Regions from separate parts of the Mus musculus genome. Here region 2 is linked to region 1. The links are chromatin loops, found by intact Hi-C in ENCODE. Cell type or tissue: left cerebral cortex. All regions are shown on one strand. Links, peaks and the distances in the headings refer to the core of each region. The heading gives the core; the rest is flanking DNA. Region 1 holds the start of Gm39407 (a long non-coding RNA gene). Region 2 overlaps U2surp (U2 snRNP-associated SURP domain containing).

The links. Hi-C counts contacts between places; a loop is a spot of excess contacts. Peaks named below come from ENCODE experiments on the same cell type or tissue, not always from the same donor. Only the 100,000 strongest peaks of a DNase experiment are listed, where the experiment ranks them.
Region 2: a loop joins it to region 1, with 3 times the contacts of the local background. A loop is called at or near these places in 2 of 42 quality-filtered maps.

The regions. Positions count from the first base shown.
Region 1 is chr9:95,701,117-95,716,363 of GRCm38, reverse strand. Trpc1 (transient receptor potential cation channel, subfamily C, member 1) reads left to right here. Exons shown (of 13, transcript NM_011643.4): 9 at 138-281; 10 at 6,073-6,248; 11 at 7,517-7,718; 12 at 7,969-8,163; 13 at 9,397-11,282. The coding sequence ends at 9,624. It overlaps Gm39407 (a long non-coding RNA gene), which reads right to left and starts at 9,456. Exons shown (of 3, transcript XR_871033.3): 1 at 9,375-9,456; 2 at 8,648-8,734; 3 at 7,677-7,763. In left cerebral cortex, for the core only: a CTCF peak has its summit at 7,239 (motif pointing left); DNase peaks (open chromatin) are centred at 6,151, 10,806 and 11,719; H3K27ac peaks cover 474 bases.
Region 2 is chr9:95,487,263-95,502,509 of GRCm38, reverse strand. U2surp (U2 snRNP-associated SURP domain containing) reads left to right here. Exons shown (of 28, transcript NM_001357974.1): 3 at 1,691-1,822; 4 at 6,577-6,675; 5 at 8,693-8,807; 6 at 9,279-9,412; 7 at 10,119-10,186; 8 at 11,034-11,128; 9 at 11,210-11,242; 10 at 11,337-11,419; 11 at 12,255-12,420; 12 at 12,599-12,810; 13 at 13,721-13,764. Among named protein-coding and RNA genes, the nearest start is that of U2surp, 17 kb to the left of the region's middle. In left cerebral cortex, for the core only: a CTCF peak has its summit at 8,911 (motif pointing left); a DNase peak (open chromatin) is centred at 7,275.

The DNA of each region.
Region 1 (15,247 bases), core at 3,820-11,819:
TATTTCCTAACATACATGGAAATCTTTTGTTTGGCTAAAACATTATCTAGATCTCCTACAAGATGACAATTTCAGACATTTTAGAATCTCTCTCTTCACTTTCCTGACTGACCTTTGGCTTCTCTTCCTGCTTCCAGTTTCATGACTTTGCTGACCGGAAGGACTGGGATGCATTCCACCCCACGCTTGTAGCAGAAGGGCTTTTTGCTTTTGCAAACGTTCTGAGTTACCTTCGACTCTTTTTTATGTATACAACCAGCTCTATTTTGGGCCCACTGCAGGTAAATAAAGGTTTTCAAGAATGTTCATTGCATGTCACTACTGTTGCATCTGCTTACCCACTTAAGCACTGTTCTCATGATGTTAAAACTCTACTTGGCTTTTGAAAATGACTAGCAAGACTTTGCTTGTGGCTCATTGATAATTTTCTTTTAAGAATTGAAACTGAATCAAGCTGTGCTTCATTGGCCTCCTCCCTTCATTCTTTATAGGTAGTCTTAATATATTGTTAAGTTTCATAGAAAGGAGTAACATAAAAGTCTCGTTTTTACCAAACTAAATTTCATATTTAAACTTTGAAAGATATTTGGCTTTTAATAAAAAATACTATCTATAGGATTTTAACATAGAGATATATGCATGTGAAATTAATGACAATAATAACAATAAGACCAGTCTGGGAGAAATATAAACACACTACTGTAAGAATTTCTACTATATTCAAAGTAATATGATACCACTTGAAAATAGGCAGTAATAAAGTAAAGATGGGTGTTGTAAGCCCTAAGGCAATCAATGAGATAAAGCAGTTATCATTAACAAGCCAACAAAGAACATAAGTTGGCATTTTAAATTATTTAAAAAAAAAAAAAAGACAGAGTAAAAGGAAAAAGAAAAAAGCCCAGAGGAACTAAAGAACTAAAGAGGAAGAAATAACATGAAAGACGTAGACAGGTCAGTGCCACCCCAGTCCTCCCAAACACAGTCAGGTGTGTCACAGCTGTACCCCACAGCCTGGTACCAGCTTCTTTCTTAGGGGTTTGTTTTGTTTTGTTTTCCTCTGATAAAACACTATGTCCAAAAGAAGAACCTTGGGAAGGGAAGGGCTTATGTTAGCTTACAGCTCTACATCACAGTCTATCACTGCAGGAAGTCAAGGCAGGAACTTTAAAGCAAGAACTGAAGCAGAGGGTACTGAGGTGTGCTGTCCCCTGGTGTGCTCCTCAGGGGAACAGTATCTACAGACTGGCAGCAGAGTCAAGGACAGCCCCTACTCCAGTTGTTGTGGATTTACATGAAGACCAAGCTGCACATCTGCTACATGGGGTGACGGGGGGGTAGGGAGGGGGGGGAGTGCTAGGTCCTACCCAAGTATACTCTTTGGTTGGTGCTCAGTCTCTGAAAGACCCCAGGGGTCCAGGTCAGTTGAATCTGTTGTTTTCTTGTGGAGTTAATATTCCCTCCAGGACCCTCAATGCTTCCCCCCAACTCTTCCACGAGACTCCACGAGCTCCGTCTAATGTTTAGCTCTGGGTCTCTGCATTCATTTTGGTCAACTGCTGGGAGGAGTCTCTGAGAGGACAGTTATGCTAGGTTCCTGTGTGCAAGCATAGCAGAGTATCATTAATAGTGTCAAGGATTGCTGCTTGCCCATGGGATGGGTCTCAAGTTGGGGCTGTCACTGGTTGGCCATTCCCTCTGTCTGTGCTGTATCTTTGTCCCTGCACTTCTTGTAGGCAGAAGACATTTAGGATCAAAGGTTTTATGGTTGAGTTATCCTTTTTCCCCTACTGGGAGTTCTGCTAGGCTAGAAGAAGTGACCACTTCCATATCTATATCACCCAGTTGCTTGGAGTCTCAGCTAGAGTTACCCCCATATACCCCCTGGGACCTCCACCCATCCCAGGTCTCTGACATGTCCTAGAGATTGCTTCCTCCACACCGCTGCTTCTCCTTCTCTACCCTGCTCTCCCTGTCTGACTCCAGCCCCGCTCTCCTCCCCATCCCCTCTTCTACCCAGTTCCCTCCTTCCATCAACATCTGATATATATTTTGTTTCCCCTTCTGAGAAAGATTTAACCATCCTCTCGTGGGCCCTCCTTGTTGTGAGCCATTTCTCCAGTCCCCTTGTAATTTTTAAAAGGCATTTTATAGAGCTTTTCATTGGAGTCACCTAATCCTTGGCTTTTCTTAGGTGAGAGGTTGTTATTTTTGGGTTAATTTTTATATCAATTACAGGATTTTATATTATTTACAGTCTTTCTATATCTTTATGAGTTATTCTTGGTAGGTTATATATTTATAGTTATTTGTTTGTCTATTTGGACTATCCAGTTTGTTGTTCATAGTAGTATCCTATGATCCTCTCTGTGTGTGTCTCTCTTTTTCTGTGTGTGTGAATCTCTGTGCATGTCTCTCTGTCTCTGCCTCTTTCCTGCATCTCTCCTTCCTTTTTCAGTTAAAGTATATGTGTTCCTTTGCATGCACACACATGCATAGAGTCCTGAGGTGTCTTCCCTGACACCTGATGCTCTCTGTACCTTATCTTTTGAAACAGGATTTCTCACTGAAGTCGGCCCTCACTGACTGACTGAATTATCTGGCCAGTGAGCTCTGGAGATGTCTCTCTTTGTCTCCCCCATCCTTGCAGATGACCTAGCATTTTCTCATAGGTACTGGGGATCTCAACTCAGGTTCTCATACTTGTAGAGCAGGCACTTTCCTGGTGGCCCGTGTCCCTAGACCTCCTTCTATTCTAGTCCTCCTGCCTCAGCCTCCAGTGCTGCACAGACCATGTGTTCTGCTGCATACCAGCTTTATTTTCATTTTTTTTGACATTCAATTAACTCCTTTATAAATGTCAGTATTGATAGCTTAATTTTCTTTTTTATTTCTTTACACTTTCATATGTTATTATATCTACAAATGCATAATGCTATGACCGTTCTGTACACAAACAAACAAACAAACCATTTCGCTGGTTTTGCTGCTTGCCCATCACATACAAGTTCAGTATTCAAGCCAGCGAGCGCACTGCTGAGATGTCTCTGTACTATACTTAGTTCTGTAACATGCAAGAACTAATGTCAGTCTCTGCTGATCTCCTTTAGTATTACTCACCTTGATATTCAAACTGGTTACACTTATTTTTCTTAAACTTAGTTGTGTTGTTAAAACTTGTGTATGTTAAAACAATTTTTGAAAATTAAAATTATATCATTATAAATGGTCACTTTCAAAACTTTATTTCTAAATAAGTGAACAGTGCAGCAAATGTCTTCGAAGGTCGTCTTTCCTGAAGTTGTCACAGGCAGTTGTTTCATTGCTGCCTTGGTGCGTTCCCTGCTGACTCTGGTGTCCTATTCTGAATAGTCACAGTGTGAATGAATGACTTTGTCTTCCTAAGTGACCCACCAAAGTCACTGCCAGTGCATTAAGGAAAATGTGTCTCTTCTTTTCTCACGTTTTGGGTTTGGCGATTCTAAACCCTCCCTGTTTCTTCTGTCCTCACTCTGCTAGAGCGCCAGAGGAGTGCGGTGCAGGCTTGAAAGCACCATGTGGCTTAGTCACTGCTGCAGCCAGGGCTCCCGAGAGAGCCCGCAGTGTGCATCTCACAGGGCTTCTGCTTAAGGAGCCAGCTCACTCTAGTGGGATAAAGGAGCTTTGTCACTCGCCTGTAAATACCACACCTAGTGCTGTGGTTTACAGGCGTGCATGGGCACACTCAGCCTGTACTGTTTTTATTATGTGATGTTCTATAAGTGTTCTATGCAAGCACAGAACATGTAAATATATAATATATACAAATATACATCACTCTTTTTAAACAATGTTTAGAATGTTCTACGTTTTGCTATCTCTGTCAATGATACTTTTTTTAAAAGTAGATGGACCCTTTTGTACTTTCTCCCCATTGGCTATCTTTTAGGGCTAATTCCTCTTCAAAAAGTACTGTCAGGAACTGGAGAGATGGCTCAGCAGTTAAGAGTACTTGCTGTTTTAGTAGGGACCTTAGCATCTTACATGGTGGCTTACACACACATACATGCTGGCAAATACTCCTACACATAAAATAAAAATAAATCTTTTTAAAAGATGCATAATAAATGTTAAGAAGTGCTGTCAAAGTATTCCTTAATCTAAAAAAAATCAAGATTTATTAAAAATACCTAATTTTCAGATACTGAAGAAGTAGGAACAAAAATGAAATTAGACTTGAATAAAGTCTCTCATTGTCCCATGAGAGTTACAAAAGATGGCGATTGCTTCCTCGACATAATTACTTCCTAGAGCAGCTTGCACAGAGGGTGCAGTCGCACAGCAGGGAGGTGAGGGAAAGATGTCACTCCTAGAAAGGAATAAGGGCTGGATGTCTGGATGATGACGCAGTCCTTTAGGCGTTAGCTGAGAATTGGTTACAAAATCAGATGAAAGGCTTCATTTTAAAATGATTTACTATTTGTAAACTTTAAGAAGCCACATAAATTTTTTTATTGGAAAAAAATTATATTTTGGAAGAATTCACTACATAAGGTGACAAAATTCCAAAATCAAATTACATGAAAATATACATCGCAATTTCTTTGTACAATAGGTGATGAAAATCTGCTGTAAGAAGAAACAAATATGGACTAAGGAGAAGGGTAATAGGACAAATATCATTTTAATAGCAATCCCAGACGTAGAAAGCCTGTAGCTGCGAATGCTATAATCATCCAACCTTAATAGACAACTTAAAGGCGAAAATAAACCAAATCTGGATTTTTGTATTGTTTGAAATAAATTTCACTAAAATGAACTTAGAACAGCCTTTACACTTTGTTTTTAAAGTTCTCAGGAGATAATGACTAGGATCAAGAGCTCTCAACAGCCAGGCGTGGTGGTGCACGCCTTTAATCCCAGTGCTTGGGAGGCAGAGGCAGAGGCAGGCAGATTTCTGAGTTCCAGGCCAGCCTGGTCTACAGAGTGAGCTCCAGGACAGCCAGGGCTACACAGAGAAACCCTGTCTCGAAAAAAACAAACAAACAAACAAAAAAAAACCCAAACAAACAAAAAGAAGCCACATAAATATAAGCATTTATTTTCTTTTTTTTAATTAGGTATTTTCCTTGTTTACATTTTCAATGCTATCCCAAAGGTCCCCCATACTCACCCCCCCAATCCCCTACCCACCCACTCCCCCTTTTTGGCCCTGGTGTTCCCCTGTACTGGGGCATATAAAGTTTGCAAGTCCAAAGGGCCTCTCTTTCCAGTGATGGCTGACTAGGCCATCTTTTGATACATATGCAGCTAAAGACAAGAGCTCCCCAGTACTGGTTAGTTCATATTGTTGTTCCACCTATAGGGTTGCAGTTCCCTTTAGCTCCTTGGGTAATTTCTCTAGCTCCTCCATTAGGGGCCGTGTGACCCATCCAATAGCTGACTGTGATCATCCACTTCTGTGTTTGCTAAGCCCCGGCATAGTCTCACAAGAGAGAGCTATATCTGGGTCCTTTCAGCGAAATCTTGCTAGTGTATGCAATGGTGTCAGCATTTGGAAGCTGATTATGGGATGGATCCCTGCATATGGCAATCACTAGATGTCCTTTCCTTTTATCTCTGCTAACTGGCCTTTAGATAATCTTTATGTTACCAGCAATGGTGATGCTTGCCTATAATCCTAGCATATGAGAAGCTGAGGCAGGAAGATTGTGAGTCTGATGGCAAGATTGTCTGTGTCTCAAAAACAACAACAAATACGAGGAGATGAAGATCTCTGTCCTTCTTCTCCCTCCACAGCAGTGATACCCTTTGAAGACTGTGTGTGACAGGAGCTGTGTATTTAGTACTCATGGTAATGGTTTATAATACAATGGCTTTTGTCAGGTAGCTGGGGTTGTTGGGTTTATTTTTTGTATTCCCACAGCTGGAGCTTTGATGCTCTTAACATAACATATTGAAATTTAACCAGGCTAAATAAAGGGTGTGGCTTATGAATCATGTGTTTGTTTTTCTTTTACTACTGGGTAATTTCATATTTAACACATAGTTTTCCCAACAGTTTTAATGTACACCCATGTGATGTGTCCACAGATTTCAATGGGACAGATGTTACAAGATTTTGGGAAATTTCTGGGAATGTTCCTCCTTGTTCTGTTTTCCTTCACGATTGGACTGACTCAGCTCTATGACAAAGGGTACACTTCCAAAGAGCAGAAGGACTGTGTGGGCATCTTCTGCGAACAGCAAAGCAATGACACCTTCCACTCGTGAGTGTCTTCAGAGTTTACTAGATGGACTTTATTGAGTTCTGTGTGGCTACTCATTACACAAACACAGCTTAAATTGTTCTTTAAAGAAATCCTTTTTGAGTGTCTGTAAGCATTAACAAATGCTCATTTTTCTTGAATCATTTTCATCATCTTTACCTATAGGATCTTAAGTAGTAGATCCAAATCATTCTATGTGTCTTTTCTACTGAAATCTGTCTGAAGAGAGGACATTTGACATTTTTACACTCTTAACACTTTGGGAAATTTCTTCTGTCCATCCCATATATTAGAATGTTCAGCATCTCTGCCTTTAAACTAGTAGTACATGTAGCAACTCTTGGTTACCAGTGCAACCCAGAGCACTCATGTTTTCATTGTTTACAGTTGAGGACTATTAGAGCTTGAGGACCAGTTCCCTGGTATATCATAAAGAATGGTACAGCCACTATAATTTAGACAGAATACTCCACTAGGTTCCTTTTCCAGTGCTGGGGGGGGGGCTTGTCTGAACCAGGGTATGTATACGCCAGGCAAGTGCTAAACACCAAAGTTACACCCCCAGTCTTACTCTCCTCGTCATTAAATAAAATACAGACAAGTATTGACTTGTATATTTGCGTGTTCTTATCATGTGTCAAAGTGTTCCCTCATTTAATGAATAAGATTTCTGGGCTGGCCAAGATAGACAGGCAGTGGGGGTGATCATGTAAGACCTTGCTGTTATTGTAATGATTTGGAGCTATTGTAATTTAAAGTCACCTGAAGGCTGAAGTAGAGGACTGATAGAATCTAACTAGATACCCCATGGACTACTGTATTGGGACTAGAAAGGCAGCAAAAGAAATTAAATAGGAATGATATCTTTGCACATATTTCCTCATTTAAAATAAAATCTTTAGGGGCTGGACAGATGTCCTAGTGGTTCAGAGCACTTACTGCAGAAGACCTGGGTTTGGTTTCCCTCACCCACCTGGTGGCTCACAGCTGTAACTTCAGTTCCAGGGGATTTGGTGCCCTCTTTTGACCTCAACAGGATTCTGCATGCATGTGGTATGCATACATACACTCAGGTACACACACATAAAATAAAAATAACATTAAAAATAAGACTATATATACTGTGAAAATAAAAATAAAACAAAAAATATTTTATAATGTATTATACAAGAATTACTAATGGTTCCTGTATATAGTTTTGACATAAATGCATTATCTGTTCTTGCTAATTCATTTCCTTTTTAAAGAGAATGTACTTGCCCTTACAGGTTCATTGGCACCTGCTTTGCTCTGTTCTGGTACATCTTCTCCTTAGCGCACGTGGCCATCTTTGTCACCAGGTTTAGCTATGGGGAAGAGCTGCAGTCCTTCGTTGGAGCTGTGATTGTTGGAACTTACAATGTTGTGGTTGTGATTGTGCTGACGAAGCTGCTCGTGGCGATGCTTCACAAGAGCTTCCAGCTGATAGCAGTAAGTGCTGTCTTCACATCCCATGAGATGTGGGAAACCAAGTAACTAAGGATGACAGAATCTATGAATAATATTTTAAAATTAAATATAGACTTAAAAATATAATGTCTAGCAACTTCACATCTTTGACCAATTCTTTTAGTCTATAAGATGTGGTAACATACAGACAGTTTTAATCAGTATCTCCACCAACCTTCCCATATGCATTCAGCTTGTGTCCGTTCTTATTTTATCCTGCTTTTCCTCATAGAATCATGAGGATAAAGAATGGAAGTTTGCTCGAGCAAAGCTATGGCTTAGCTACTTTGATGACAAATGTACACTGCCCCCACCTTTCAACATTATTCCTTCTCCAAAGACGATCTGCTATATGATCAGTAGCCTCAGTAAATGGATTTGCTCGCATACCTCGAAAGGCAAGGTCAAACGTCAAAACAGTTTAAAGGTGAGATTAGAGCTTTGAATTGCACCACAGTTTTACAACTGTTCATTTCAATTGTAGTTCTTTCTTTGTCTTATTTATTGATCCTCATTCTTACTATGTAGCTGGCATGGAACTTGGCTTTGTATACCAGGATGGTCTACAATTTGCGTCCTGTGTGTGCCTATGATGGGCTGCGATGGTGGGTGCTTGCTGCCAGCTAAGTCTGGCCGTGCCCAGCTCAGATGCTTCACAGTGCAGATATGCAGGGTTGATAAGAGCTATGCTGACCTGTTTCACTTATATGCCTAATGTGTGATTTACTATATCGTATAAAACTCAATAAATAATTGACAATACAAAATAGAACTAAGGATTTTTTTAGTTGGCTTGGTTCTTTTTTTAGTTTTCAAGTTTCCCTAACACATGAACTCCATTCCCATAGACTTTCACTATAGATTTAAGGAACGATTATTAGTTCATACTGTTTTTAGGTCTTGAAACTTACTCAGTGTATTTCTTATCCAATGTGTGCTTCTTGTAAACCATGGATTGGTAAGTTTCCTAAAAGACCAGACAATAAATATTTCACATTCTGTAAACCAAACAAAACAGAAAACACCATCTCAGAAGTTATATAAGAGAAAATTTCCAGAAACTTATAGATGAAATTAAAAATATATCAGTAGGTAGCAGTTACTGTAAAAGGTTACTAGGGAAAACAGAATTCCCTGTGGTCTGGTTGAATTTTTGCTTAATTAGAGTTGAAAACCAAGTTGTCCATCATGAAATCACTACAGAGATTCATCTGTAAACCCTTGCTTACTCACACAGTAAGAGAGACAGGGATAGTTAGGGGTCTCTCATGGCAGTTTATGTGTCTCTGCAGTAGACCGAGCATCACTGAGACTAAGCTTTTTCAGTGAAATCAGCCTAAATGAGAGTGAATGAAACAGATATGCAGCCTATATTATCTTAAGCATATACTGAGTATGATTTATTCCAAAGTAAACTATCCTCTAAATGTATTGAAAATACATATCTGTGATTCTATTATTTAAATATTGTCTCTAGGGCTGAAGGATGACATGATGGCAGATGTTTGTCTAGCAGGCTTGCGGCCCTGAGCACACCCAGGCACTGCAAATATATATGTATATATGTGTGTGTGTATACATGTTCTTACATGTATATGACTGTACATACACATATGTTGTTCTGCTGTCATTAATTACCATATGGTTGCTTGTTTTGAAGGAGTGGAGAAACTTGAAGCAAAAGAGAGACGAGAACTACCAGAAGGTGATGTGCTGCCTGGTGCACCGCTACCTGACGTCCATGCGACAGAAGATGCAGAGCACAGACCAGGCCACCGTGGAGAACCTCAATGAACTGCGCCAAGATCTGTCAAAATTCCGAAATGAAATAAGGGATTTGCTTGGCTTTCGGACTTCTAAATATGCTATGTTTTATCCAAGAAATTAACCATTTTCTAAATGTTGTAGAAATAATTTTCCATAACAGATCTGAAAGACTGTATTTGCATACTTGCAATTAAATCAATTAAGATCTATATGGGCATAAACAATTACACAAAAGCCATTCTTTAAATATTTATAGCATAAATATATGTCATGTAAAATATGTATATAGAGTTAGTTTTTTAAAACCTGTCTATGGCTTTTTGTAGAAGCAAACCCGTTTTGTTCGCATGCTCTTTTGTTTTCTTAGTTGGTCAGTGCTTAACTCCATCATGTTTAAGAGGGGCAGCTATCAGTGTACACATGGCCCACTCCATTTTATAAAACAAAGATCAGCAAATGCAGCTACCTTAAGACACACTTGAAATGAAGAGCTCATGGTGTTTAAATCTCTTGTTTTAGGAGTTCACACAGAGTTCAGTATATTGCTTAGGAGTATAGTTTCATCTAAAATACCCTATTTTTTCTTTTGTTAGAATCTTAAGCAGCAGAGAAAAGTTCTAGTAAATATTTGAATTTAAGCCAGTCATGGTAATGCACGCCTTTAATGCCAGCATACAGGAGGCAGAGGCAGGCAGATCTCTGAGTTCAAGGCCAGCCTGGTCTACAGAGTGAGTTTCAGGATAGCCAGGACTACACAGAGAAATCCTGTCTTGGAAAAAATTTATTTATTTATGTCTATCTAAATTCATCTTGGTATTTGTAGTGTACTATATTTACTTTTACATGGTTATAATAATTTTATATTTTTAATTTTGTTTTGACACATTATTTTATATCTAGTTCTCTATATTGAGGTAGTTTATATGTTCAAGTATTTATAGAAGTCTGTGATTTTTGAAAACTAGTAGCCATCTTTTACTCATAGAATATTTGTTCATATTTATACATTTGCAACGCTACTTCTCTAGGTATTTGGTTAGTTTAGCTTTTCCTTCTACGTTTCCAAGTTGGAGTAAAACTCACCATTACAAAGTTGAAGCTGCTTGTCACCATTCATGTGGTCACATGCTGGTCACAGTGGGCTTGGCTGGAGAGGCCTGGAGCCCTGAGGAAAGCTGCTTTCCTTTCAGCTGAAGGCTCTTGAGCAACTCTTGCAAAGTGTTTTCCTCAGAGCCTACCATAGCTTCCACAAAAGGGGCCTCGTGCTCGCTGCTAGAGATGTAAAGCACTGTTTATTCCATTTGAAATAGAAAGAGAATCTGACTGCCTTTCAGTGTTCATGTGAGGGTGTGACTGAAGGTTTCCCAGCTGTCGCATGAACATTCTTGAAGAGCGCTTGGTGAATGTGAGCCGGCATTGAGGCCAGAGTGCAGACAGCCCTGGTCTGTGAGCACCACCTACCCTGGGGCAGCTGAGGATTCTAGTGTTAGCTTTCATCTTGCTTTTTACATTTGTTTTTAATGTTCAGGTTTAAGTGTTCCCTCTTTTGGGCAAATTCTTATAAAAATGTTTATTGTAAAATTATATATTTTGTCTACAATGGGATTATGCGCTTCCAAGTTGGGATTTTACATCAGGATTTTTAGTCATTCTAAAAAAATACCTAATTATTAAAAAATTTATAGAGTACCTATGTGTGCATGAGTAACTGATGGGGTATATTTTGAATGACAGCATATTGTAAGAAAAAAGTGAATAAAAGTTGACATTAGATCATAAGTTTGATAGAGCTTGAGCATTTTACGATTATTTGGTTTTTATTTTTTAATTATTTTATGTGTGAGAGTATATTGCCTGCATGTATGTGTATGTGCCATGTGTGTGCCTGGTACTCACAGAAGTCAGAAGGTGTTGGGACCCCTAACTGGAGTACCAGATAGTTGTAAGCTGCCATGTAGGGACTAAATTGAGCCAGGTCCTCTGGAAGAGCCACCAGTGCTCTTAACCAATGAGCCATCTCTCCAGCCTCTCATTTACTTTTTAAGTCTGAGATACTATAGGGATGGAAAGATAGTTCAGTAGGGGAAATGTGCTTACACCAAGTCTGATGACCTAAGTTCAATCCCTGGTGCCCACACAGCAGAGAAAACCTACTCCCACAAGTTGCCTTATAAAATCCACATGCATGCTGTGTCACACAGTATCTGCACACACACCCCCACATACACAGAGGAAAATATTTGAGACATAACTTATATGCCATCTATAAAATTTAGTGTTTTTTTTTAACTTATGATCACAAAGGCTTAAAATGCAAACTGCCAACATCAGACACTCAGCAACACTTGCCACTTCTAGGAGCAATACCATCTTACTGTTAGATCTTCCCTAGAGCCATGAAAATGGACTCAGATGAACTATACTTTGTGTGCCTTCAGCCTTCTGCTGTCCTATCCTGTGGCAATACTGCTGCCTTTGCCACTCTCCTTTGGAAGTGTGTTGGTAGGCATACCTTTGGGTTAGGAATCTGAAATGCTGAAAGGAGGACCAAAGAAAGGTGCAGCTGCCCCGCATCAGCAAGATGAATCAGCATATGTGAGTCAGAAAAGTCCCGGCAGAAAGAACAGAAAAGCTGCTATGTCACTTCAGATCTCACACCCTAATTGGAAGCACACGAAGGATTCTGGGAAATGAAATTAGTCCTAGGCAAGTTAACACATAAAGCTACCACACATACACACTGGAGATATCTGCATCACACAGATGAATCTTAAAAAGTGATACAAGCTAGCCACAAAGGCTATAGGCTGCATACTCCTATACAACACTACACACACACAAACACACACACACACACACCATTAGAAACTAAAGTCAAATCATTGGTTCATAGGATCTATAAAAGAAGATCAACTGCACAACTCAGAAAACTGCTTTTGTTAAAAATGATGAATTTTAAGTTGAGCCTGGTGGAAGATAAGGCAGGAGAATTTTAGGGTTCAAAGCTAGCCTTGACAACATGACAAACTGTAGACTAGCCAGAACTACATGGTGAACCCCTGCTTCGAACAATGAATTTTAATGTATTAGAATTATGCTTGTGTCAACCTGATGAGAATTATATAATGCAGTTATGATGAAAAGAGCTAAGAACTTAAGAGGCAGAGGCAGGCAGATCTCTGTGAGGTCAAGGCTAGCCTGGTCTAGATTGAGTTTGGTTCAGGGCTATGCAGAGAAACCCTGTCTCAAACAAACAAAAACTAAGAAAACAACAGGAACCTTAGTTTGCTGCTACAAAAGAAGTGATCTGTGATGTATATCCAGGAAAGACTAGCTACCTGGCATCTAACAGCAGCACAATGATGGAGTCCATAGATAATTACCATTACATAATATACTTTTCAAAATGAATTTTACTATTTAGGTTATCTGCTTTTTCACACATGGAATGGTCAATTTCTAACAAAAACTAAATTGACATTCGGATTGGAATTACATCAAATCTAGAGACTAATAGGATGAAGTTATGATTTAGCAACTGTTCAAAGCCATCTAGGAAAGGCCATGGCAAGCAAGTGAATTTCCTGGAGATGGCCCACCATTTTGCATGGCTGCAATGGATGTGCTCTGGAGAGGCAGAGCCTCAGAGACTTTGTCCCAGGATTGCTTCTCACTGCTGATATGACTTCCCTGCCATTACTACATAGCCTAATGATTCCTGGACATCAACCCACCCTAGTGGGAAAATTTCCTGCAGATCAACATGAAGATGAACTTTCATTTATTAATGCTAGATGAATTAATTTCTAGCATTCCTTATTTGAGTCAAATAATTTTAAGAGGAAAATTTAAGAAGTTGGTCTTAGCTGTTTTACCAGAAAGATGTCATAAAGAATCAAGAATAGAATATATCTTCTCCTCATAGAATAATAAGTAAAGGCTGCATAATAAGGAATAAATGAGCTTTTATAATTGCAAGTGAAGAAAATAGACTGGGGACAGATCTGTGATTAAGGAAAAACATTCATTCTAGGTCAAGTCCAAGGATGAGGCCACAGGTGTGCACTGTGATAAAGCAAGGCCACGTGAAACGGTTGCTTTGAGCTTATAATGAGCTTATAGAATGAAACACTGCTTTGAACTTACTATAGACATCCTCTGTAACTCCCCTTTGTGTAACATTTTATCTATGAGGTGATTTTATGAAGAACTTTTGCCTAAGAAGGTATAAATTGCCAGAAAGAAGAAATAAATGTGGCATTTGAAACTCAGTCCCATCTACTAAATGTATATATTTATCTGTCTGTCTGTCTATCTATCCATACATACATACATACATACATACATACATACATACACACATATAGGTGTAGGCATATGTGTGTTATGTAAGTATACATGAACACTTGTGGAATTGTTGAGATAGGTGGTTGGGCCTAACCAAAGTATGTGATGTCTCTGTGTGTCTATACGTGTGCTCAATTTCTTCCTTTCTTCCTTTTCTTTTCTCTCTGGCTCACAAAATTTAAACATGTTTTTTTAAAGTGGCCTAGGCAATCCAAGTTATGGACAAGCTCCATTCTTTTCATCCTGCAATCAATTCCTTCTCTGCTGTCTCCCATGAGGAATGCTATTTAAGGGATCCATAGCTCAGCAGGCAAAAGTACTCGCTGGTCTGATGACTTCAGATACCCAGAATCCACACAAAAACTGGACCCAGGCACAGTGGCATGTGTCTGTAATCCCAGCATTCAAACGATAAAATGGGACAGAAGGGGGACAGAGGACTTCCTCTGGAAGCTTGCTTAGGCTGGCTAGCTGCAGTGACAGAGAAGAGAGACCCTGCTTCATCGACTTTATCCAGTTTTTAGCCCATGTTGGACCCTACATGCTACAATAATCATCTGCCAGGCAAGATCTAACAATGGTAAGACTATTTATGGGTGTTACCTTGGTCGCGTACTACAGTGGGTAGTGATCAACGCAGTGATTAAAGCAAAGATGCATTACTGTTTAAAGTGCTGAGTATAAGCAAGTGTGCATACTCAGCCATAAATGCACCTTCTATATCAATCCCCAACCCCCCATATACAGGCCCAGAGAACACTGTGGGAAAGGGGAGGGGCAAGAAGAATGTAAGAGCCTAAGCCTGGGGAAGCGTGCTGGAAATGCTGTCCTCTGCACTTGGCTGTTCACACATGAACTCAAAGCAGTTGTGGGTCCTTACAGGAAACCTGCGCAAGATCAAGACAATTCACAAATTCCAGCAAGGAGTTGGAGGGGTTCCAGAGGCCCCACCCTGCTGGAAGAACGATCGATGGCTACTGGAGGAAAGAGGATGAGAAACTTTTTATTAGGTGTGTAGCCACAGGGACGTCCTCCACCCCTCCCCAATAGATGGCTCCCATGACCATGTGCATAAAGGCAGCACTAATTAGACTCGGTATGAGATCCTTTATGGTCTTCAAATGTGTTCATATTCTTTACACCCACATGCAACGGGTGAAAGGTAGCTTAGACGGAAGATGAGCCAGTGTGGTGGTTTGAATGAGAATAGGCTCAGATATTCGAATGTTTGGTTGCCACGCTTGACTGTTTAGGAAGGATTGGGACCATAAGGGATCTCAGAAAGGATTCTATTTGCCTTTCTCATTCTATGCCACAGTTCTTCTAGCGATATACTGTGCACAAGAACCCAAGTATCCCCCTCCTCACCCGGGAGGCTCTTCCTTGAATCATGTAAC
Region 2 (15,247 bases), core at 4,257-12,256, 210 kb after region 1:
ACGTATGAGTTACATGGTAAATGAATGCAGTTATATGTGTGAACATTTGTGTTTTCCTTTGTGTTTGTTTACATAAATAAACTCAAATTGCATTTGAAACCTGACACGTATTTAATATTTTATTTTGCTTATAAAATTCTGTCTATATAAAGGACCCCTTTCTTGCTATACCTTGTACCTGCCTTTTGAACTCCCTGCAAATCAGCTGGCACAGAGCATGCTATTCACTTCTTTCTTATGGCATAATGTTCTACTATAGAAAGATAGACTTGTTTGTTTTCATGTTTAAAGTTTTTTGGCATTTTGAATACTGCAATAAATATTTTTCCACATGTTATAGCAATATTCAAATATTATATGTAGATTCCTACTACAAGTTGTTAAACATTTTCAGGAGTATGTGAACTCAGAATTATTTTATAATAGGAGCTTTGGGAGATGGCTCAGTAGGTAAAGTGCTCACCATTGTACCTGTGTGGAAACTGGTCATGTTTCTTTTGTTTTTTTAAGATTTATTTATTTATTCTATGTAAGTACACTGTAGCTGTCTTCAGAAACCCCAGAAGAGGGCCTCAGATCTTGTTACGGATGGTTGGTTGTGAGCCACCATGTGGTTGCTGGGATTTGAACTCAGGACCTTCGGAAGAGCAGTCGGGTGCTCTTACCTGCTGAGCCATCTCTCCAGCCCCGAAACTGGTCATGTTTCATTTCAACTTTGTTATGGGATATGAAGATAGGTAGGTAGATGGATCCCTGGAGCACCCTGGCCAGCCAGCATCCCTAACTGTTAAGTTCCAGATTCAGTGAGAGACTTTGCCTCAAAAAAAAAAAAAAAGGTGGCAGTGACTATGGAAGATAAATACTCCAAACTCATGCACAAACAAGTGTACACATGCCCTTCCCCATGCCTCATGTAGGCCAAAATAAGCCCCTTTTGTACAAATGCCAAGGCATTATTCAACTTTTGCATTGTGTTTGCATTTTCCCTGCTAGTGCAGAAACAACTGGTAGGCAAACTTTAGGCACATTAGTATGAATCAAGGAAGTGACTCCAAAATATACTGTTATATTTACACCCATCTTATACAGTAAAATATGCTAGCTTAAGAATATTTCAGTGGGTGAGCCTAAGTGGGGTCCCTGCTTGTAACCCCAGCATTTGGGGAGGATAAAGCAGAAAGATCATGGGATCAGGAAATTGAAGCTGACTTACTACTCAAAAAAACAAAACAAAACAAAACTATTTTTAGTGAGGTTATAAAATACTTAAGACTCAACTCATGTATGGGTCTTTCATTTACATATCCTGTGTGATGAGACAAGTGCATATAAGGTCCTCTACTTCCAGAGTATGAAGATGTAAGTCTATCTTATGAACCACCCTTCTTGAAAGAATGCCTGACATATAAACTTGTTAATCTGACTTGGGTATTTGACAGATATTTTCTTAACTAAAGGAAAGAACCTGTTACTTCAAGAGTAACAAATGTTCCCAGTGTGATATTTGAGCTTTCAAGGGCAAGTCAGAGTTCATGAAATTCTTAAGGAATTTACTTATGAACTTGGTAGTGTTAGTAATGTGTTTTTAGATAATAGTGAAATTTGTCAGTATGTAGACACTTTGGATTAATTCTAGTTTTTAGTACTGTGGATGTCATATTTGAAACCATTTTTAAAACTTTATCTGAAGATGGATGCATCTGGACCCTCAGATAGTGATATGCCAAGTCGAACACGACCTAAAAGCCCAAGAAAACACAATTATAGGAATGAGAGTTCCCGCGAAAGCCTTTGCGATTCTCCTCATCAGAATCTCTCAAGAGTGAGTATTGCTGAAGACGACTAAGGACGGCTGACGGTTTTGCTCTGACCTTGATTGAATATGGTGGTTTGTACTTAGTTCTTTTTTCGATATTTTGAGACAGGATCCCACTACTTCGTAGCTCTGGCTGTCCTGAAACTAGCTCTGTAATAAAGGCTGGCCTTAAACTCACAGAACCACCCCTGCCTCTTGAGTGCTGGGATTAAAGAAGTGTGCCACCACGCCTGGTGAAATTAATATTCTTTATTAATGATAAACTCCCATTTATTGAAAGAAAAATGTGTAGCTCATATTAGATGTTTCATTAAAGGTGTTTAATTTTTAAATTTTTTAAAAAAATAAACATTTGAATGTAAAGTGATTATTGTCATATTTATTGAGTTATTAGAAGTATTCAGGCAGCTGGGCAGTGGTGGTGCATGCCTTTAATCCTAGTACTCGGGAGGCAGAGGCAGGCAGATCTCTGAGCTTGGAAATCAGCCTGGTTTACAGAATTAGTTCCAGGACAGCCAGAGCTGCACAGAGAAACCCTGTCTTAAAAAAAAAAAAAAAAAAAAAAAAAAAAAAAAAAAAAAACCCAAAAACAACAAAAAAGAAACATTTAGGCAGTTAAGACAATCATTGGATCTGGTGAAATTGCTCAGAAAGGTGCTGGCTGTGTAACCCTAGAAACAAGTTGGATTCATTGAGCCTGTGTGCAGGTGGATAGAGAGAAATAACTTTACAAAGTTGTCTTCTGACAACTACACACATGCCTTGGCATGCACATCCACCTACCTACAACATGCATGTATATGCACAGTATAAAAAGGATGCATTCCTAGTGCTCTGAGAGCTTATGTTCGCTCTGAAAACAAACAAGAGTAGATGTTAGTCACTTGGATAAATGGAGTCCTAGGACAGGCAGGAACACAGAAAGAAGTCCTTTGTATTTGTATGTGTATTATACACATATGTGTGTGCAGGTGCAAGTAGAGGCCAAAGGTCAACATTGGGCATCTTCCTCAATCACTCCACATTATTATGAACCTGATTCCCTGACCAAATCTAGAATTGCTCTTCTGTTCTGCCAGCCTGGCTAGCCGTTGGGCCTTAGATGTGTGGTGCTTGGGCTACAGACACATTCTCGACCTCTACTGCATAGGTGCTGGGGTTCCATGCTGAGTCGCCAGTGGCAGTGGAATTTTTACTGACTGAGTTTCAGTTTCCCCAGCCCTTGAGAATTGGGCTCATTACTACAGCGCCTCCCTCAGGTCTTCTGGCTTTCTAAAATCTATGTAAAATAAATTTTCTTGAGGTTGATATACAGGTTAGTGTACTTGTCTAGCATGTGTGAGGTTTTAGGTTCAATTTCTAGCACTATTTTAAAGTATACAAATTAAAATTTCTTGTGAAAAAAAAATCAGAAAATATTAAGTCATCAGCCAGCCAGCATTAAACACTGACTATCCTTTTTTTTTTTTTTTTTTTTTTTTTTTTGGTTTTTCGAGACAGGGTTTCTCTGTGTAGCCTTGGCTGTCCTGGAACTCACTCTGTAGACCAGGCTGGCCTCGAACTTAGAAATTCGCCTGCCTCTGACTCCCCAGTGCTGAGATTAAAGGCGTGCGCCACCATGCCCGGCATTTTTTTTTTTTTAAAGACAGGAACTCTTAATATAGACCAGGATAGTGTTGAATTTACAAAGATCTTCTGCTTCTGTCTCCAGATTGCTGGGATTAAAGACATATTCCCCCATCCCATAGGAACACATCTTAAAATAACTTTTTTTTTAAGTATTTTTAATTCAGCAAAACTTAGTTTTTACACAAAAGATTATATTCTTCATTTGAATAAACATTCAGTAAATTTTTTTTGCCATTTCTCTTTGGATTTATAAACAAAAATTTGAGCATGCAAATTTTGTTTCTTTTCTTTTTTCTTCTTCTTTCTCCTTTCTTTGTTACTTCCTTCTATTTTTCCTCCATCTTGGTTTGAGAAGGGGTTTCTCTATTGCCCTGGCTGTCTTGAAACTTGTTCTGTAGACCAGGCTGACTTGAACTCAGATCTGCCTGCCTCTGGCTCCCGACTGCTGGGATTAAAGGTGTGTGCCACCATGCCTGGCTATACATTTAGTTTCTTAGAATTGTGTTTTTCCTTCAGTTTCAACGTAGTCTTCATTTGAAGCTAACTATAATTACAGTGAATGATGGCAAGACATTTTTTCTTTTCTGAGGAAAAGATGATTTTGAATCTGTTTGAAAATTTGATTGTTGGAGCTGGAGAGATGGCTCAGTGGTTAAGAGCACTTTTGCCCAGGACTGTAGGTTTAGTTCCCAGTACCCCACAGGTGACTTACAACTCTCTGTAACTGCATTTCCAGGGGCTCTGACATGCTCCTCTGTCTCATTGTGCACCAGGCACACACATAGTGCACCTGAGTATGTGCAGGCAAAACACTCAGAAAATAGAAATCTTAAAAGAGGGAGAGAGAAAGAGAAGTGACTTTTGTGTTATTAACTGATTATCTTTCACAGAGGGCTTTTAATGTAACCTTCAAAATAGGTGGCCTCAATGTTTCTCACCATAATATCCTTCCAAAGTACTTTGTTAGCTTCTTATTTTAGTAAGGAAGAGAAAAACTTAAGATTTCAGTATTTTAGGCTTGTATTTAATTAACTGCCCTACCTTTTACATTTGTGAATCCCGAGTAACATGAAACAACTAAAGGCCTATAGACTATTTAGATCAGATTTTAGAAGGAAACTTTCTAAATTGTAATAATGAAGGCTTCAGTAAAATGTTTCTTTGGATTGGTTAGGTGGCTCAAGTTGTAAGGGTTCTTGCCATCAAACCTGACACCCCAGCTTGCTGCTTGGGACCTACATGATGGCTGAAGAGAACTAGCTAGCTTAAGTTCTTTGGCCTTCACACATATGCTCTGGCACACGAGCCCTGTCTCTCATATGCATACACACAAAAAACAAACAAACAAAAAAAGATCTTTGTGAATTCAAGGCTATCCTGGTCTACATTAAGAGTTCCTGTCTTTATAATTAATTCTTTTAAAATACGTGAGAATTTCATTTATATAAATGGATTTTGATCAAATCCACCCTCCATTCTTCCCCTTTCAATCCCTCTTACATCCCCCTTTCCCCCCAACTTCATGTACTTTTCCTTAATGTTTAAAAATTTAAATAAAATTATATCATGATTTCCCCCTTCTAGTTCCTTCCTCTATCCCCTCCTGTGTTCCCACCTCCTGACTTCCTCTCAAATCACACCCCTTTTATTATTATTGATATGTGTGTATATATATGTGTACATATATATATGTATATGCATATATACACATAAATGACTAAGTACAAGCTGCTGAGTTGTTTTAGTGTTGCTTGTGTATGTATGATTTCAGGGCTTTCCTCTTGGTATTGTATAACCAGTTGTGGGCCTCATCCCTGGGGAAGACTAAATCTCCTTCTCAGCAGTCTTTAGTTGCCTGGCTTCTGTCTAGAGGTAGGGCCACTGGAGATTTCCTTCTTCCACTTTAGCATGTCTGTTGGTGGTGTTATTTCAGGTCATGTTTAGGCAGCCATATAAGGTTTCATGGCTGTCATTTCTAGGAGACAGTCTATCAGCAGACTTCCTGGTCTCTGGCTCTTAAGATCTGCTCTTTCAGTTGTGTTTTAGTGCCCCTCAATCAGTTAGTTAGTTAGTCCCTGTATTTTGAACAGTTGTAGTTTCTGCAGTGGTCTCTCACTGTTGCAAGGAGAAGCTTCTGTGAGGCTGAGAGCTGCTCTATCAGACAGAGGCAGCTCCTGAGCTTGGTCCACATCTTAGCTTGGCAGTGTTGTGAAGATGGCAGTGGACAGGGGCAGGAAGGAAGAGGGAAGAAAGAATCCCACTCTATTCTTTAAACCCAGTGTGTTTACTTAGTGCTGCCAGGCACAGTTTTCTTGTATAAATTGACTCATTTATCTGAACTGCTTGGCATGTTTATTGTTTTTTTCCTTTTTTTATTTAAGATTTTGACTTCTGGAATATTTTCATATACATGAGGTATCTTGGGCATAGGACCCAAGACTAAACATAAAACTCATCTCTTTCTTATGTATAGCTTCACATATAGCCCAAAGGTAATTTGTTGCACAGTATTTTACACCTGAAATTTGACTGCAACCTGTTCTTTGAGATCAGATATAAAATGTTCCACTTGTGGTGTTAAGTGTTTCAGATTTTAGATTTTCAGATTAGGAATGATCATGTATATTCAAAAATATTATAAAGATTTATATATGCTGAAATCTGAATGCAAAGTAGATGGTACATTCTCAATAAAAAATGAAATTATGTTTATATCAGTGTTTTTGATAAATGAGGTACTTAATTACGGATGTGATGTGATTTTAATCCTCCCATTTGAGGGTGTTTCCTGTCATAGCTGCTGCCTTTCCTGCAGTGTCTATTTGCCCTCCTCTGTGCTTTCTTTTCTCCTAAGCCTTGTTTTTTATTTCTTTGGTTTTTAACCTTTATTTCCCTTTAAAAAATGGCTCTTGCCTGTAACTGACTTTGAGTTCGGAAATAAAAAGCATCCCTTAATTACTATCTATTTACATTAGAATGATGCCTGAGATCTAAGTTTGGAGTGTGCCAGTTTTTCTTTGCATGGGTACTTTACTTCTAAAGATGAAGTTATCATTAAAGTACGTTACACTTATAGGTAACAGTAAAATTTGTATGTAACGACAAAATAATCTCTTTGCTTTTTTTTATAGCCTCTTCTAGAAAACAAGCTTAAAGCATTCAGTATTGGAAAAATGAGCACAGCAAAGCGAACCCTAAGTAAGAAGGAACAAGAGGAACTGAAGAAAAAGGTAATGTTTGGAGTGTATTTTAGGTTATACTTAGAAGTGACTGTGTAAGAGAGCAGTAGCAGCTGTGTTTCCTGAAGAATTTGACTTCTTGATGTTTGCATCTACACAGGAGTCAAGTCTTTAACACAACAAATGTTCATGATTTTGGCTTTAGCTTCTCTATCTATAGCTCTGTGTGATGTTGTGTTCTTGTTGTCAAAGTGTGAGTGTGTGTTTGTGTGTGCATGCACCACTGTAGTGTACCCATCTCCCTTAGATGAATGCAATAGCGTGAGGGTACTTTTCTCCATTTACCTTTTTAAATTAAATATTATATCTTTGTGATTACTTGTAGGATTGAAACATTGAACTTTTTAAAGCTTCATAGGTTTGTAAAATCCTATTGGGATTTGTGGTTTTGCTCTTTGGACATTATATTGCAAGTAAAGTTGTTATGAATAATGTTATATACACAGATGCATTTTGGTTTTCTTTTAGTTTGCCTTTTGAGGCATATTCCTGAAAGGGAAATTGTTGGAATGGTAAATTAATAAATGTGGTTCTTCTGTACTTCTCTGTCAGGCAGGGACAGTTTGTTCTCTATCTGTAATGTGTTAGTGATATCACCACCCACAAGTAGCAGATTATACTGGGGGAGTTTTTGCCAGTCTGTAGTGTGAAAAATGATACCTGAGTGTTTGAATTTGCAATTCCTATAGTGGCAATGCAGTTCACCAGCCCCCTACCTCCGTTTTATTTCTTTTTATTCTCTTTCTGGTTTTATTCTTCCATGTAAAAACTGTTTTTATAATCAGTTGTCAGTCTTTCCTTACAATTACTGTGTTTTTAACCAAGCTTTTCCTTTCTTTTCCATTTCTGGCTTATAGAGGAATTTCCCTGTATTTTCTTCTAGCATCTGTATTCCCAGGAGAATCCCTTTGAATTCCTAGGATTGTTTCCTAAAATGTAATCTTCATGCAGTTTTTCATCTTATATAATACAAAAAATTTTGATTTTGTTCTATCTTCTTAATTAGTTGTCAGTAAATTATGCCAGTTTTGTTTCTGGGAAAGTCTGTTTGTTTCCCTCTGACACTAGAGGCTTCTTTTATTTTCTTATGTGTTCTATTTCTGAGGTAGTGTCTTACACAGCTCGGGCTGGTCTGGAGTTCTGTCTTCCTGTCTGACGTCTGAAGTGACAGGCATGTGCCACCATTCTCAGCTTGGTATTTTATTCATACATATTTGAGGATATTTAGATGGTGATGTCAATTCTACTTTTTTAAATGCCATGTCAGGAGGATATTCTGTGGCTTTGTTTCTATTGTATCTTTGATTATTTGAGAAGGAAATTTTTATATTTGATGAATTAAGTCATCGTGCCTTGGAGAACTTTCTAACAGCAATAGGATCTGTCCTTACTTAGTCCTTTGTCCTGTAGTCTGGTTCTTGATTGCCTTTAAATACATTGACTTGTTTATCTGCCTGGGGTTCTTGTCTGCATCTCTCAATTTCTAGTAAAGGAGCAAAGCCTTTGTGTTTGAATTACTTAGCATTTAGTAATATTATTACTAAATTATAGCATATCATGGCTAATATGTAATGTCCACCAAGTATTTGATACTAGATTTGAGAAGGGAGAGGTTTGTGTATTTTGTTTCTTTTTCTTTCTGTATATGGGTGTTTTTGTCTGCTTGAATGTGTGTGCCTGGTATCCAGAGAGGTCAGAAGAGGGGGTTGGTCCCTTAGGACTGGAATTAGAGGTGGTTGTGAGCTGCAGTGTGCGTGCTGGGTCTTGGGTTCTTAGGGAGAAGAGCCAGTGCTCATTACTGGTGAGCTTCCACTCTCTGTGTTGGCATTTGCCTTTAAGACAGTATTTGGCAGTCAGATCTCTGTTCAAGGCCAGCCTGTCTGGATACTGAGTTCAAGTCTGCCTGGCCTCCACAGTGAAATCTTCTCTCAAAACAAAGCAAACTGAATCAGTCAAACCATACCCAAACAGCAGTTCTTGTGTAACTAATATTTCGTTACGTATTTAGGAGGATGAGAAGGCAGCGGCCGAAATTTATGAGGAATTTCTTGCTGCTTTTGAAGGAAGTGATGGTAATAAAGTGAAAACGTTTGTTCGAGGCGGGGTTGTTAATGCAGCTAAAGGTAAGTACCAATATCTGGCTTTGAAAACAACCCTTGGATAATGTGATAACAGATTAATTATGGAAGACATTTGACTTTGAATTATCACTTTTCTTTTCTATTAGCACCCTCTAGTGGTTAGATTAATAAACAATATAAATGATCAAATATGAAGTAATTAAGACTCAAATTTGATTAGTGGGACTGTATGAAATAGATAATAATAATAGTAATAATGATGATGATAATAATAATAACTAGTACCTTTCAAGTTTAAAAAAAGTGAATTATGTTACAGAATTTTTAATGTTTTATAGTTTTGCTATAAAGTGGTCAAATTGTGATTTTATTTTTTCAGGTTGAGTGGTAGTATGTAAATTTAATTTTATATTCAAATCTTAATACTAAAATACTAAAAATACTTAATACTTAATAATTTTCTTAAGAAAATTATATGAAGTTAGTTTTATAAACTACTATTTTAAATTTCAGATGAACATGAAACAGATGAAAAAAGAGGTAAAATCTATAAACCATCTTCAAGGTTTGCAGATCAAAAAAATCCTCCAAATCAGTCATCCAATGAAAGGCCGCCATCTCTTCTTGTGATAGAGACGAAAAAACCCGTAAGTCATTCTTACATAATTGAGCAGTGATTTTAGAATTTGGCATTGTTATTGGTACTCTGAGTGCATCTACTATACAAAATTTCTTAAAGTCTTGAAGTAGGTGTTGAGTTTTGATGCTGTCTAACTCAGTAGTTCATCTAGATAAGCGGTAATAGATTAGGTTAAAACATGGTAATGATAGTCTTTGAACCTTTGTTACTATGTACGTATTATATATTGCAGTCAAAAGTTGAGTTGTAAATGTACAGTAAAATTGTTTTCTTTTAAACAGTTCTGAATTGTGATCCTAAACATGTAGTACATGTTTTTCGGGATGGTTTTGGGACCTTTTAAGAATTAGGAATTGGTGTGTCTATTTTGATAAGTTCTCATCATAGAGTTTTTTTGTTCATTGGAAATAATTTTATGGTAGATAATAGGTTGATAAATGTGGGATCAGGTCACTTGGAGCCACATTGGTTAATTAAATATGATTACATTAAATAGTGAGATGGATTTTTCTTTTGTGGCTGTCAAGATACCTCTGAAAACAAACAAACAAAAAAGCAGATTTATTGCTATGTAATTCACAATTAGATGATAAATTCAAGGTTATTAAAAAAAATGCCATTTTTGTGTTTCCAGAAATTCTTATCACCTCAAAAACCATAAATTTTGTTTAATCTTTTTTTATTTCAACTATAACTTATTATATTCTTTATAGCCACTGAAAAAAGGGGAGAAGGAAAAGAAAAAAAGCAATTTGGAACTTTTCAAAGAAGAACTAAAACAGTAAGTTGTTTTTGTTTTGTTTTGGTTTGGTTTGGTTTTTTTTTTGAGACAAGGTTTCTCTGTATAGTCCTGGCTGTCCTGGAACTCACTTTGTAGACCAGGCTGGCCTGGAACTCAGAAATCTGCCTGCCTCTGCCTCCCGTGTGCTGGGATTAAAGGCGTGCACCACCACTCCTGTCAAAACAGTAAGTTTTATAGGAAGAATTCTATCAGGTTGGAGAGATGGCTCAGTGGTTAAGAGCACTTGGCTGCTCTTTAGAGGTCCCGAGTTCTAGTTCCAGCAACCACATGGTGGCTCACAACCATCTGTAATGGGATCTGCTGCCTCTTCTGGTGCATCTGAAGAGAACAACAGTGTACTCACATACATAAAATAAAATCTTTAAAAATAGAATTCTATCGTAGACATATTGGACTGATAATTATAGCTGTTGGTACATATACTAGTTATCTGCTGGCTTGCAAGTGAGCTTTCTGAAGCTACAATAGATAGGATGTGCTTGAAAATCAATTAGCATTTATTCAGTGTCTATATCTGTTTGTAATGTATAGATTTAGTTCAGATGCTTATTTTCTGTCTGGAATCCTGTTTATTCAGTGGGGTTCAAGTTAGGTGTCATCAAATCTATTAAGAGCAGAAGCGTAAGTAGTGGTTTATGTTGACTTTCCTTTCCCCCTAAGAGCCATCACTCCTGCTCTGTGACTGAGGGGCTCACTAATCTTGGTTATAATTATTACTGATGCAAATAAACACATCACATTATTTGAAGATAATACCTAGAGAAACTGTTACTAAATATGAGTAACTTGTGGTGTACTCTTAGCTAACTATAATTATTTTCAACAGAATTCAGGAAGAACGTGATGAGAGACATAAAACAAAAGGCAGGTTAAGTCGGTTTGAGCCTCCTCAGTCAGACTCTGATGGTCAGCGACGTTCTAGTAAGTGATGTTTATCTTAGTGCACACATTTATGACTTATTGTCCTAGAAACTAAGAGTTGTTTTCTTTCCCCCCTTTAAGTGGATGTGCCTTCAAGAAGAAATAGATCGTCTGGTGGTAATACCGATTTTTTGCTTTTTAAAGAATTAGGAATTGTCTCAACTTTGTATTTCGCAGGGTGTAACTTGTTTTTTTCTCCTTGTTCTAGTTCTTGATGATTATGCACCTGGCTCACATGATGTAGGAGATCCCAGCACTACAAATTTATACCTTGGAAACATTAATCCACAGGTAATATAAGGAAAATAAAATGAATGTTGGCTTATGTTCATTTTTTTTCTTGTTGTTGGATAATTAGATAAAATTAAGATTCTGAACTTGGGGGGCTGGTGAGATGGCTCAGCGGGTAAGAGCACCCAACTGCTCTTCCAAAGGTACTGAGTTCAAATCCCAGCAACCACATGGTGGTTCACAACCATCCGTAAGGAGATCTGACTCCCTCTTCTGGAGTGTCTGAAGACAGCTACAGTGTAATTACATATAATAAATAAATAAATCTTTAAAAAAAAAGATTTTGAACTTGACAAATCTGATGGAATTAGATGGTATTTTCTAATTGTTTTGAAAACTTGGGGCTTATTAGTTGGATCTGAATTGTTTCCTGTACATTTGTGAAGATGTGGCTTCCTTAGTAACTAGTTTGTACTCTTGAGGCACCTCCTGATAGGTAGCTTGCTTTCTTATGGAGGTCCTCTTTTCCTTTTCTCCTCTGGGGCTCCTTGTGGTTCCCATCTTCCTGTGCTGTGATTGCATAGGTGTTTAGATCCCAAGATCTTCAAACAGGAAGAGAAATCAGACATGCCTTTGGTTCCAGTAGCTCTTAAGACGCCAAGCCCTAACTGCTTATTTAAATAAAATAGAAGGCTTCTAATATGAAAGTACTTCAAATGCACCAGTATGGCAGGGTTTTTTGCCAATGTAGAGTTTCTAGTTTTTGAGTGTAATACTGTAGGGTTAATATGTTGCTTTCTACTTTTAAAAATGATTTTGCTTTCTGGGTTGCATAATATTCTTAGCGCCTCCTTTCCTTTTTGTTGCATAACCAAACTCTCTGATCTTTTAATAGATGAATGAAGAAATGCTGTGCCAAGAATTTGGAAGATTTGGACCATTAGCTAGTGTAAAAATTATGTGGCCTAGAACTGATGAAGAAAGAGCACGAGAAAGAAACTGTGGCTTTGTGGCTTTTATGAACAGAAGAGATGCTGAAAGAGCTCTAAAGAACTTAAACGGTAAAGTCCTTAGTGTCCATTTGTAGGAGTCAGGTACTTCTTTGGTGTAGAAAATTAGCCATAAAAACTCTGAGAATTGGTTCAAATTGGAAAATATACATAGGAAATTTAATTCAGAAATACTTTTTCTCTGGAGCTTGTCAAAGTAACCTTTTTCCTTTCTTTTTTTCTTTTGTAGGAAAAATGATTATGTCTTTTGAAATGAAGTTAGGTTGGGGTAAAGCTGTGCCTATTCCTCCACATCCAATATACATTCCGCCTTCTATGATGGAACACACGCTCCCCCCACCTCCATCCGGACTGCCTTTTAATGCGCAGCCTAGAGAGCGATTAAAAAACCCCAATGCTCCCATGTTACCACCACCTAAAAACAAGGAGGATTTCGAGAAGGTAATTTTAAAAATGTACATAGGACTGCATCTGATATGTAAATACTGTATCTGTGGTAGTGTTTCTTTTCAACAATTTTTATAGACATGTGTTACTCTGGCAACTCATAAATAAGTAAATATGTTCCCTGCCTTAGCCCATGAAAACCCTGTATTGAAATATTAGGTCATATTTAATATTTTTATTTGTGGCTGCCATTCCCTTTTGAGCACTCGGTAAGCGCACCCTCTCCCCCGCCCCCAGTGTTGTAGTCAGTGTTTGGATTTACTTTGTTTTGAGAACATGGTAGTTTTTATTTGGTTAAGTGACTTTTCAATTAAGAAAGCCCACCTAAATAGTTAAATTGTTTGGATGACAGCAAACTAACATAGCTTTCAAGGTCTTGAGTTATTAGACTATATAGTAGCATATATGATATTTCAAAAATAGTTAACTAATCTAGTAAAAACAAAGGGTGAATATTTTTCTTTATTAAACATAAAACCAACTTAATTTCAAGTTATAAGAATTTGTTGGTTCTATTATGAGTTGATTACACTTGAAATGCCAGGGCTGGTTTTAAAGGCTTGGGAACAAAGTAACCAACTGTGTGGTCAGAGCAGACAGTTAATTAGTTCACAAGTTAATTATCTGCTAATTGTCAGTGTAGCCCCTGTTTCAGTACATTGATGTGCATTCTAGCAGGAATGTTCTATGCTTTTGCCTTTGGTGAACAGTAATTGTTCACTGTGAACACATCCATTTGCATTATGTAATTGCTTAGTGTATAATTACTTCAAATGCAGTGATTGCCTGCAGAACTTGTGATTAGATGTGTAGTGTTTTCAATGCATATGTATATTTTTGCTTGTTACTTGTTAACAATACTCACATATTCTATGTTTATTATCTGATGTGACTTCATATACAGACTCTGTCGCAAGCCATAGTCAAAGTGGTTATCCCAACAGAAAGGTACATGTTTTTCTTTATTATTACTGATCTAAATATAGACAATATCCCCTTCTGAATTGAAAAGAACTGGTGTTGAGGAAAAGGTAATATCTTGACTGAGCAATGGCTCCTTCCCACTACATTTGGGGGATGTGTAAAAATTAAGTTTAGTACACTTTGCAATTTTATGTCATCTTTTCTTTTGTTTTTTATTCTCATTTTAGAGAGTTTTTAAATACCTTTAGAAATTAGAATGTTTAAATAAATTAATGTGGAGTTGTTGGTCTGCTAATTTGAAACTATTGTGAAGGGAAAATAGGTATATAAGTAAAATGAGTTTTAAAGCTTAGATAATATTACAATTTGACCCACTTTATTTATCTTGGATAAACATCTGGATTACATGCCTTAAATATGCAACCTTGGTTTTAGATCTTAGTGGAGGTGCAGTCGTATTGTTTTTCTTTTTTTCTAATTGATTTTAAGAAGAAATTCTAATTATTTTCATGGACACTGGCTGTATTAGGATCTTTTAGTCATAGTAAAGGCGTTTGGATCTCTTTTATTACTTTTCTTCTTCTTTTTTTTTTTCTTTTTAATACACTGCTAATGAAGAACAATCATGTAGGTATGCTCTTGCTCAGTCAAGCTCAGCCTTTTCCCAAACACAGAAACACAACACTGGTTGAATAATAAATGAACACAAAAGAATTCCAAATTCTCTTTGACATTGGCCTTGGTGAGCAACACCAGCTGAGCTGTCTGCGGCAGCGGGGGACCAGGAAGGCATCATGGGATGGATTGGGAAAGTATACAGGTTTACCAGACATTGGTACGATCGACTCCAATAAATGTGCTTTTTATTTTAACTGAGAGGCCTCTTTTTGTTGTGGTTACCCAGAATAAGATGATTACTGTTTAAATATAAAATAATACACTTTAAAATAGAACATTTTTTTGTACTACACTGTTTTGTTTTGATAGAAAAAGTAATTTTTTAAATAAGAAAATTATATAATCCTTAAGGGAAGAGTATGATTATGCCTTCCTCTTGATTCCAAGTCAGCACCAACTAATTGTCACATTTTGATTTTAAATAATCATATGAAACATTTTAAAAGTTCCTTTAAACTTGTAATTTAATGAAGATAGGTTCTTATTAGTTACAAGCCTGTTTAATACTATAGTGGGTTATTTTTCCACTGTTAAAATGTTTACAGGGAAAGTATTTTTTTAGCATTCAAAAAACCCAAAACAAACAAACAAAAAACAAGTTTAGGAATTTTATGTGTGACACAGCTTATTTTTAAACAAAATTACATTTTGCTGAAAAGTTTTGACTTACTATTAGAATGAATCCTTTGGTTTTAAACTTGATATATCATTTTTCATGTTCTTTAAATTAATGAAGTCAAGTTTGACTATATTGATAAAAATCTCTGTATCTATAACATTTGTCCACCTGGTCAATGGTCATGTTTTATGATTTGCACATAAAACTTCC